Regions from separate parts of the Homo sapiens genome. Here region 2 is linked to region 1. Evidence: chromatin contacts called from ENCODE Hi-C or POLR2A ChIA-PET data. All regions are on one chromosome and are shown on one strand. The core of a region is the stretch at or near the end of the contact, and the rest is flanking DNA. Distances in the headings are between cores, read along the strand shown.

Region 1 (5,165 bases), core at 237-2,736:
ACAGATGGATCGCCTGAGGTCAGGAGTTCGAGACCAGCTTGGCCAATATGGTGAAACCCCGTCTCTACTAAAAATACAAAAATTAGCTGGGTACGGTGGCTCACATCTGTAATCCCAGCTACTCGGGAAGCTGAGGCAGGGGAATCGCTTGCACCTGGGAGGTGGAGGTTGCAGTAAGCCGAGATGGCGCCATTGCACTCCAGTCTAGGGCACAAAGTGAGACTCCCTCTCAAAAACAAAACAAAACAAAACAAAAAACAAAAAAAAAAACCTACAAAAAAAATCAGAAGCGTGCTGGGAGCTTGGGGGTCCTGGGCGAGGAGGGAGCCGGACGCAAAATCCTCAGGTCCTGGGGGAAGATGGACTGTGGGCAATGCTGAAGGTCAGTGTGACGTGATGCAGCCTGGCTGGAATGTTCCACAGGCATCTCCAGCTTAATTTGGTCAAAACGGAATGCCTGATTTCCCCTTAAATACTCCCTTTCGACCACCTCAGTCATGGCACCGTCATTCACCAGCTGCGGCGGCTCTCAGCAAGTCCTTTTGGCTCCTCTTTCAAGACTCCTAGCGTGGCCCAACGTTCTCCACCTCCACAGCCACGCCATCCTGCACCGCACAGCTTCCTCTCACCTCCCCGCTCGCCTCCAAATTATTCTCCCTGAAGCAGCCAGGGGCCCCTCCTGCAACCTCAATCCAAACACGTCAGGCCCCTGCCTCCTGCCCTTGCACGGCTTCCATCTGCTAAGAATCCAGCCAGAGGCCCTCCTGGGGCGGCCCAGGCCCCACGCGACCGGCCGCCTGCCTCTGCCCTCCCCTCCCGCCGCACTCCCCTCTTCGCCACCAGCGGGCTCCGCGCCTCTTCCTGCCTCTGCCTGCCACGGAGCCGGCCGCCCTGCATGCAGTTCATCCGGGGAGGCGGCAGGAAAGGGTGACATAGTGGCGGGACCCGCTGTTTACCCTGGGACCTCATCTCCCACGACCTTCTTGGGTCGATGACTCCGTTTCCCTGGCACCTGTGGGAAAGAGAAGTGGGGAATTCTATTTTCTCATTTGGAACTCCATTTCCCACCAGCCCCCGGGGCCGCGGCGGTCAAAGCCTCCTCTACCCTCCACAAAAGTACGGGATCTGACTAAGAAAAAGAAGACAAACGCCGCCACGGAGTCTCGGGAAACTGCGACGCCCGGAAAAACCTCGGGTCTGGGTCACCGTGGCTTTGGCGCCGCACAGCCTGCCGATAACTGTAGTCCACCTTCCCGCGGAGGGGCGCAGGGTACCCCCACCGCGGGGGCCTTCAGGCCGGCAGGTGCCTGTGGCCAAGGGCGGGACAGGGATCAAAGCCCGAAATTCCGAAGCGCCGCATCCCATCGGAGAGCTCAAAAGCGAACACAGCGGGCAGGAGGGACTACAACTCGCGGCACGCCTCGGGGCCACAGGCGCCTCTCCCACCCGCGTCCCGGTCCCTGCTGGGACTTGTAGTTTGTTAACTAAAGAGCGCCTCAGCTTCAAAGGCGGGCATGGGAGAGTGACATGGGACCTCCCAATCCGCCATCGCACCCTGCTCGGGATCCACGAGCCCTTGTTCTTTGGGGACACCACACATACCCCAACTGGAGGGCAAAAGGTCACAGACCTTAGCCCAGGATTCAGGGGTACCCCACATGCCAAGACTTCACCTTCATAGAGGCGATCCTCGAATTTCTTTGGCTGTCAAGAATCCCAGGAAAGACGTTCAGAACGCAGGTCCTCAGCCCTATCCTTGACACAAAATGTCCTCCAAAGGAGGCTGATCCTTTGAGAACAGACAAGCCTGGCTCTGGCACTGGCCCACAGTCCTGCCCTCTTAGCCCGATCTAAGGCTGCCCAGCCCTTCAGGACATCCCATCAGCAAGGCCCTTGCAGGACATGGGCCACCTCCCCACTCATCCTTCCCTGACCCTCCCTGAGGTGGTCGCATGTTCTTCCAGCTCCAGGTTGTCCTCAAAGCCCTGGCCCAGCTCACAACCTCACCAGCTTCATCTCCTGCCCCTCAAAGACCTCAAGCCCCATGAAAGCAACGATGGGAACTAGCTGATGGCTGTAGCGTAACTGGCTGATGGCTGTCAAGTAACTTCTAGAATGAATGCTAGACCTTGACCCTGAATCCCTGCATTCTAAACTCTGTCCCCGGCCAATTCCAACTCCAGACTCCCACCATATTAACCTTCTCCCTTTACTCCACTCCTGCTGGGCTCGGGGTGAAACCAGAACAGACCCACCGGGACAGCCCAGGCAGCACCCAGAGACAGGCGGGTCCAGGCCCCTGTCCAGGGAAACAGGCTGGCTCCACGGAGCACCTCGACTCTGTCAACCCCAAGAAATGAGGGGGTCAGCAGGCCAAGTGGTTAAATAATTAATAAGATTACCAACAGCGTGTTAATTACAAAGAACAGTGAGGAGCTAGAGGTGGTGAATTTTCCAAACAGGGAACCAGGATCCACAGCCCCAAGGCCCAGGGGTCCGGCCACCCAGGCGGGGCAGCTCCGTAATAAATAATGGAGTTGGGGGCAGGGGGTCAGGGCTGCTCCTGCTTCTTCTTGACTGAAATCCGCTTCTTTCTCGCTGCCAGCATCTCATAGAAGGGGTCCACACTCACAGCCGCCCTGCAGAAGGGGAGGGGTCCCAGGATGAGGGCCAAGGAGTCCAGGCCTCCAGCCCCTCCTCCCTCATACCCAGGAGGAGTCTCAGACCCCCGGCCCCTCCTCCCTCAGACCCAGGAGTCCAGGCCCCCGGCCCCTCCTCCCTCAGACCCAGCAGTCCAGGCCCCCGGCCCCTCCTCCCTCAGACCCAGGAGTCCAGGCCCCCGGCCCCTCCTCCCTCACACCCAGGAGTCCAGGCCCCCGGCCCCTCCTCCGTCAGACCCAGGAGTCCAGGCCCCCGGCCCCTCCTCCGTCAGACCCAGGGGTCCAGGCCCCCGGCCCCTCCTCCGTCAGACCCAGGTGTCCAGGCCCCTGCCCCTCCTCCGTCAGACCCAGGAGTCCAGGCCCCAGCCCCTCCTCCGTCAGACCCAGGCGTCCAGGCCCCAGCCCCTCCTCCATCAGACCCAGGCATCCAGGCCCCTGCCCCTCCTCCATCAGACCCAGGAGTCCAGGCCCCAGCCCCTCCTCCATCAGGCCCAGGAGTCCAGGCTCACTGGATGGACTTGATCCACTCGTCCTTCTCCTCCTGCGTGGGGGCCGAGATCCGGTACACCATGTGGTTTCCCTCCACCACTCGGCCGTCCGCCTCAGTTTTGCAGGCTTTGATGAGCTGCCCCTTGTTGTTGGGGATGTAAAGTTCAAAGCAGTTCTGGGGACGAGAGAGGAAGGGCGCAGGTAAGAACCAGCCCTGGGCAGAGGAGGCCCCGCCCTGGCAGGAAGGTGTACAGAGAGGGTCTTACCGGTTTCCGGGGGTCGTCCACCTCTCGGATGCTCAGATTCTCCAGGGGGATGATTCCTCGGGGCTCCTTGTCCTGAAGAAGCAAGGTGGACAGAACTCAGACTTCCAAGTCCTCACCCCACCCCACCTCCCTCAGCCCCAGGAGTCCAGGCTCCCAGCCACTCCGCCCAGGACCCCAGAGCCCGGGTCGGGTCACGCTCACCGTGGTGTACTCAAAGTAGTAGAGGCAGTTGTCTGTGAGGATAAACCAGCGCCGCTTCCACGTCTTCACCCGGCCCCCTGAAAGGGAAGGGGTGGGAGGGGGCCTGGGCTCAACAGGGGGACAGGGCCTCTGGGAGATGGGAGGGGCGTGAGAAGCAGAGCAAGAGCGGTAGAGGTGGGGCTCCTGGGGCCTAGACAAAGCCGCTGCGTTGGGGGAGACAGACAAGCAGGGCCAGGCATGTTGGGGCTCCAGGAATCGTCCACCCCCAGCTTGGGGCTCCACATTTTCTGAGTCTGTCAGTCCCAGCCCAGGAGCCTGAGCCCCCAGCCCCCTCCTCCTGTGGGCAGGAGGCCAGGGCGCCAGGGCGCCAGGGCAGCCCCCTCCCCTCGTCTAGTGATGGGAGACAAAGACAGGTCGTGTACCTACCTCCTGGGGCAGACAGCGAGAAAGCAGGCAGGACCAGGTGCAGGAGAAGGGAAGGCGGGAGAATGGAGCACCCCCAAGAGCCGCAGGCGACAGAAACAGGGTGGGCACAGGGAGGGGTGCGCAGGGGCAGGACAGAGAGGCAAACACAGGAGAGAGGGAAAGACGCAGAGAGGAGGGGAGGGAGAGAGAGGGAAGAAAACCAGTTACATCCACGAGGGTGGGGATGGCCGGGGCTCCTCCCTCCCAGAGAGGCCAAGGGCCATGAGCCCCGGGTGGCAGCCTTGAAAACCCCTTGCTTCGGTACAGGGCCCCAGCCTACCCCCTAGGGTCTGTCCTAGGCCAGGAGCATCCTCCCTTGACATGGTAAAAGTGCCTCTGCCCTGGAGGAGGCCCCCACAGGACAGAAGGCAAAACCCCCAGCCCTTGGTCTGAGGTGGGTGTGAGGGCCCATCTCAGCTCCTGCACAAACTGGCTGTGTGACCTCAGGGCACTCTCTTGGACTCTCTGGACTCCAGCCTGGAGACTCACTCGGGCCTACACCTTCCTGTGGCAAAATGACCTGCTGCTGGCTTCCTTGTGGGCCCAGGGTTAAACAATGACAGTAAGAATGGCTTTTATTAGGCATGGAGTAGCAACCACCATCACCAATCTCCACTCCTGTATTTCCATCTTTTAAGGAAGGGGTCCCTCTAACTGGCACAAAGGGAACAGAGGCCCTTTGGTCAGAGATGTCCCTGGGGCTGGGCAGCCTTAGGTGGGGCTCAGAACCAAACTGAGGCGTGAGCCTCTGGGAAATGGGAAAGTTACTGCTCACAGGAGCAGTTTTTGTTTTGTTTTGTTTTTTTGAGACTGTCTCGCTCTGTCGTCCAGGCTGGATTTGCAATGGTGTGATCTCGGCTCACTGCAAGCTCCACCTCCTGGGTTCAAGCAATTCTTGTGCCTCAGCCTCCCAAGTAGCTGGGATTACAGGTGCCTGCCACCACGCCCGGCTAATTTTTGTATTTTTAGTAGAGACGGGGTTTCACCATGTTGGCCAGGCTGGTCTCAAACTCCTGACCTCAAGTGATCTGCCTGCCTCAGCCTCCCAAAGTGCTGGGATTACAGGCCTGAGCCACCGTGCCTG
Region 2 (2,801 bases), core at 239-2,738, 420 kb before region 1:
CCCATTCTTTGTTTTTTGAGACAGTCTCAGAAAACAGAGTCTCAGCTCTGTTGCCCAGGCTGGAGTGCAATGGCGTGACCTTGGCTCACTGCAACCTCCACCTCTCTTGGTTCCAGCACGAGAATTCGTGCCTCAGCCTCCCAGAGTAGCTGGGATTATAGGCGTGAGCCACCACGCCCAGCTAATTTCTGCATTTTTGGTAGAGATGGGGTTTTGCCATGTTGGCCAGGCTGGTCTTGAACTCCTGACCTCAAGTGATCCGCCTGTCTCGGCCTCCCAAAGTGCTAGGATTACAGGCATGAGCCACTGCGCCTGGCCTGACCAGCCTATCCTTATGGGGAGCTATAGGAAGATTCGGACCACAAGACACTCACTGACCTTCAGGATCTCCAAAGTTCCAAATCCCTTAAGACCAAAGCTTTTATTGGGTTTGATAAACACATGTAGGAATTAATAAACAAGCAGTTCACCCGCCCTTCTGTAATTTAAACTACAACTCCCAAGAGCACCATGAAGTCAGAATACCCCAGCTAGCCAACATCAACTGCTACTGGGAACTAGCAACATGGTGCTACTGGGAAATGTAGTTTTGTTTGTTTGTTTTCAAATTCCTTCTTGGGTGGAGAGAATCTTAAAAAAACAGACGTTTAGTTGGGGCGTGATGCAGATTTTCCACACCTCAGAGTCAGGGACCTCCAGTTTTTCACCAAGTCAAACCCCTGCTGCTGGGAGGAATGGTGGGCAAAAAACAAGCTACAACTGTAGGGCCAGGAAGTCACTGGAGCATCCGCCCTACGGGCACCGGGGTCTGCAGGAGCTGTAGTACCACTGCAAACACCTGGCTGGATAGCAGGGCAGGGCCACTCACGGGACTCTCAGTCGCAGGGGTCTCCTCCTTGTTGGGCGCCCCTCGCTCCAGGGGGACAGCCAGCACGGCGCGAAGCAGGAGCAGCAGCAGCAGCGGCAACAGAAGGAGGGTTCCTCGGGGCCCAGAGGGAGGCATGGCAGTGTGGTCTGTGGGGGATGGAGGGCTGGATAATGCATAATGTCTGTCCCAAGCCTCTTCCTCCCCTGGAACCAGGAGTTCGGGCCCCCAGCGCCGCCCCCACTTCCAAGAATCAAGACACAAGCATTTTGTTACCCAGGCCCCAGGATTCCAGGCCTCCGGCCTTCCCTTCCTCCGACACAGGAGTCTGGGCCCTCAGACCCAGGGGTCCTGGCTCCCAACACGCTCCTCTCTCACACTCAGGAATCCGGGATCTCGGCCGCCTCCTCCCCCAGACCCAAGAGTCCAGGGTCCCAGCCTCCTCTTTTCCCAGGACCTAAAGTACTGGCACCCAGTGCATCCTCCTCCGGGACCCAGTTTTCCAGCCCTCTGGCCCCCATCCTCCCTAGGACCCAAGAGTATGGGAACCCTGGCCTCTCACCTCTCCTTCACCGCAGAGGGCGTTTTCCAGGGCGGGCAAGGACCTCCGGTGCGTTCTTGGTGACTTCCCCCCTAGACCACGCCCACTTATCCACAGAGGCCCCGCCCCAAAGAGGTCTGATTGGTCCACGCTGGCTCTGTAGCTTTCATCCACGTCCAGCGGCCCCGCCCCTTGCCGAAGCCGCTCGCATTTTCGTGAAAGCCTCGCTTCTTTCTCGGAATCCCAGCCTCTTGACGCCACATTTCCCGCCTATGCCAAAAGAGAGAGAAGGCTTTCAAAGATAACTACAACTCCCTGCCGGCCGGGGGAAAAATAACTTCCGCGGGCATCGTGGCCCCTTCGCCTCATGGGAGCTGTAGTTTTCCCATTTATTTTCGCCCCACGAAGTGCCTGGAAGTTATAGCGCGGTAGCAATTGCATAGCCTTTCTTATGAGTTTCTTTCTTCTTCTTCTTATTATTCGAGACAGGGTTTGCTCTGTCACCCAGGTTGGAGTGCAGTGGCGCAATCACTTCTCACTGCAGCCTCTACCTCCCAGGCCCAAGCAATCCTCCCGCGTCAGCCTCCCAAGTAGATGGGACCACAGGCCACACTACCATGCCTGGCTAATGTATATTTTTTAAATTTTTAATACAAATATTTAAATCTTTAATTCTTTTTTAGCCTTTTTTTTTTTTTAACGTTCTGTCTTTCACACTTCTCACACTTTGTTGTTGTTGTTTTTTAAAGAGACGGATGTCAAGCCGGGCTTGGGGGTTCACTCCTGTAATCCCAGCACTTTGGGAGGCTGAGGCAGGCAGATCACCTGAGGTCAAGGGTTTGAGACCAGCCTGGCCAACATGGAGAAACCTCGCCTCCACTAAAAATACAAATTAGCCAGGCGTGGTTGCGCATGCCTGTAATCCCAGCTACTCAGGAAGCTGAGGCAGGACAATCTCTTAAACCCGGGAGGCGGAGGTTGCAGTGAGCCGAGATCGCGCCACTGCACTCCAGCCTGGGCGACAGAGTGAGACTACGTCTCAAAAAAAAAAAAAAATCTCTGTGTTGCTGGTCTGGATCTGGATCTCCTGGACTCAAGCAATCTTGCCTCCCCGTCTCCGCCTCCCAAAGTGCTGGGATTACAGGCGTGAGCCACTGCGCCCCGCCTCTTTTAAGTTTCTTGTAAGCGAGATGTGTACAGTGAGGCCGCGAGGTCTCTGGTCTCCCGCTCTCTCTCTCTCTTTTTTTTTTTTTTTTTGAGACGGTGTCTACCTCTGTCACACAGGCTGGAGTGCAGTGGCGCGATCTCAGCTCACTGCGAGCTCCGCCTCCCGGGTTCACGCCATTCTCCTGCCTCAGCCTCCCGAGTAGCTGGGACTACAGGCGCCCGCCCGCC

What was found. A loop is a pair of places that touch in the nucleus more often than their neighbours do. ChIA-PET counts read pairs that join two places held with the same protein, here RNA polymerase II (POLR2A). Pooled maps may share reads with other maps.
Region 2: a pooled map shows a loop between it and region 1 (3-fold over the local background). The contact joins the promoter of NUCB1 here to the enhancer-like site in region 1. A Hi-C loop is called at or near these places in 3 of 50 pooled maps. POLR2A ChIA-PET finds 5 or more read pairs at or near these places in 2 of 52 experiments (PC-9 and endothelial cell of umbilical vein).

The regions. Positions count from the first base shown.
Region 1 is chr19:48,476,597-48,481,761 of GRCh38, reverse strand. It overlaps CYTH2 (cytohesin 2), which reads right to left. Exons shown (of 12, transcript NM_004228.7): 9 at 3,617-3,693; 10 at 3,416-3,487; 11 at 3,170-3,324; 12 at 1-2,639. The coding sequence ends at 2,552. Among named protein-coding and RNA genes, the nearest start is that of CYTH2, 9.8 kb to the right of the region's middle. Within about 2 kb of position 1,486, at least 29 of the 41 ENCODE cell types and tissues checked have a DNase peak (open chromatin) inside an H3K27ac peak, as active enhancers do; they include endothelial cell of umbilical vein, where a contact is called at or near this core.
Region 2 is chr19:48,898,999-48,901,799 of GRCh38, reverse strand. NUCB1 (nucleobindin 1) reads right to left here and starts at 1,488. Exons shown (of 13, transcript NM_006184.6): 1 at 1,428-1,488; 2 at 869-1,014. The coding sequence starts at 1,003. RefSeq lists a cis regulatory region at 2,312-2,801.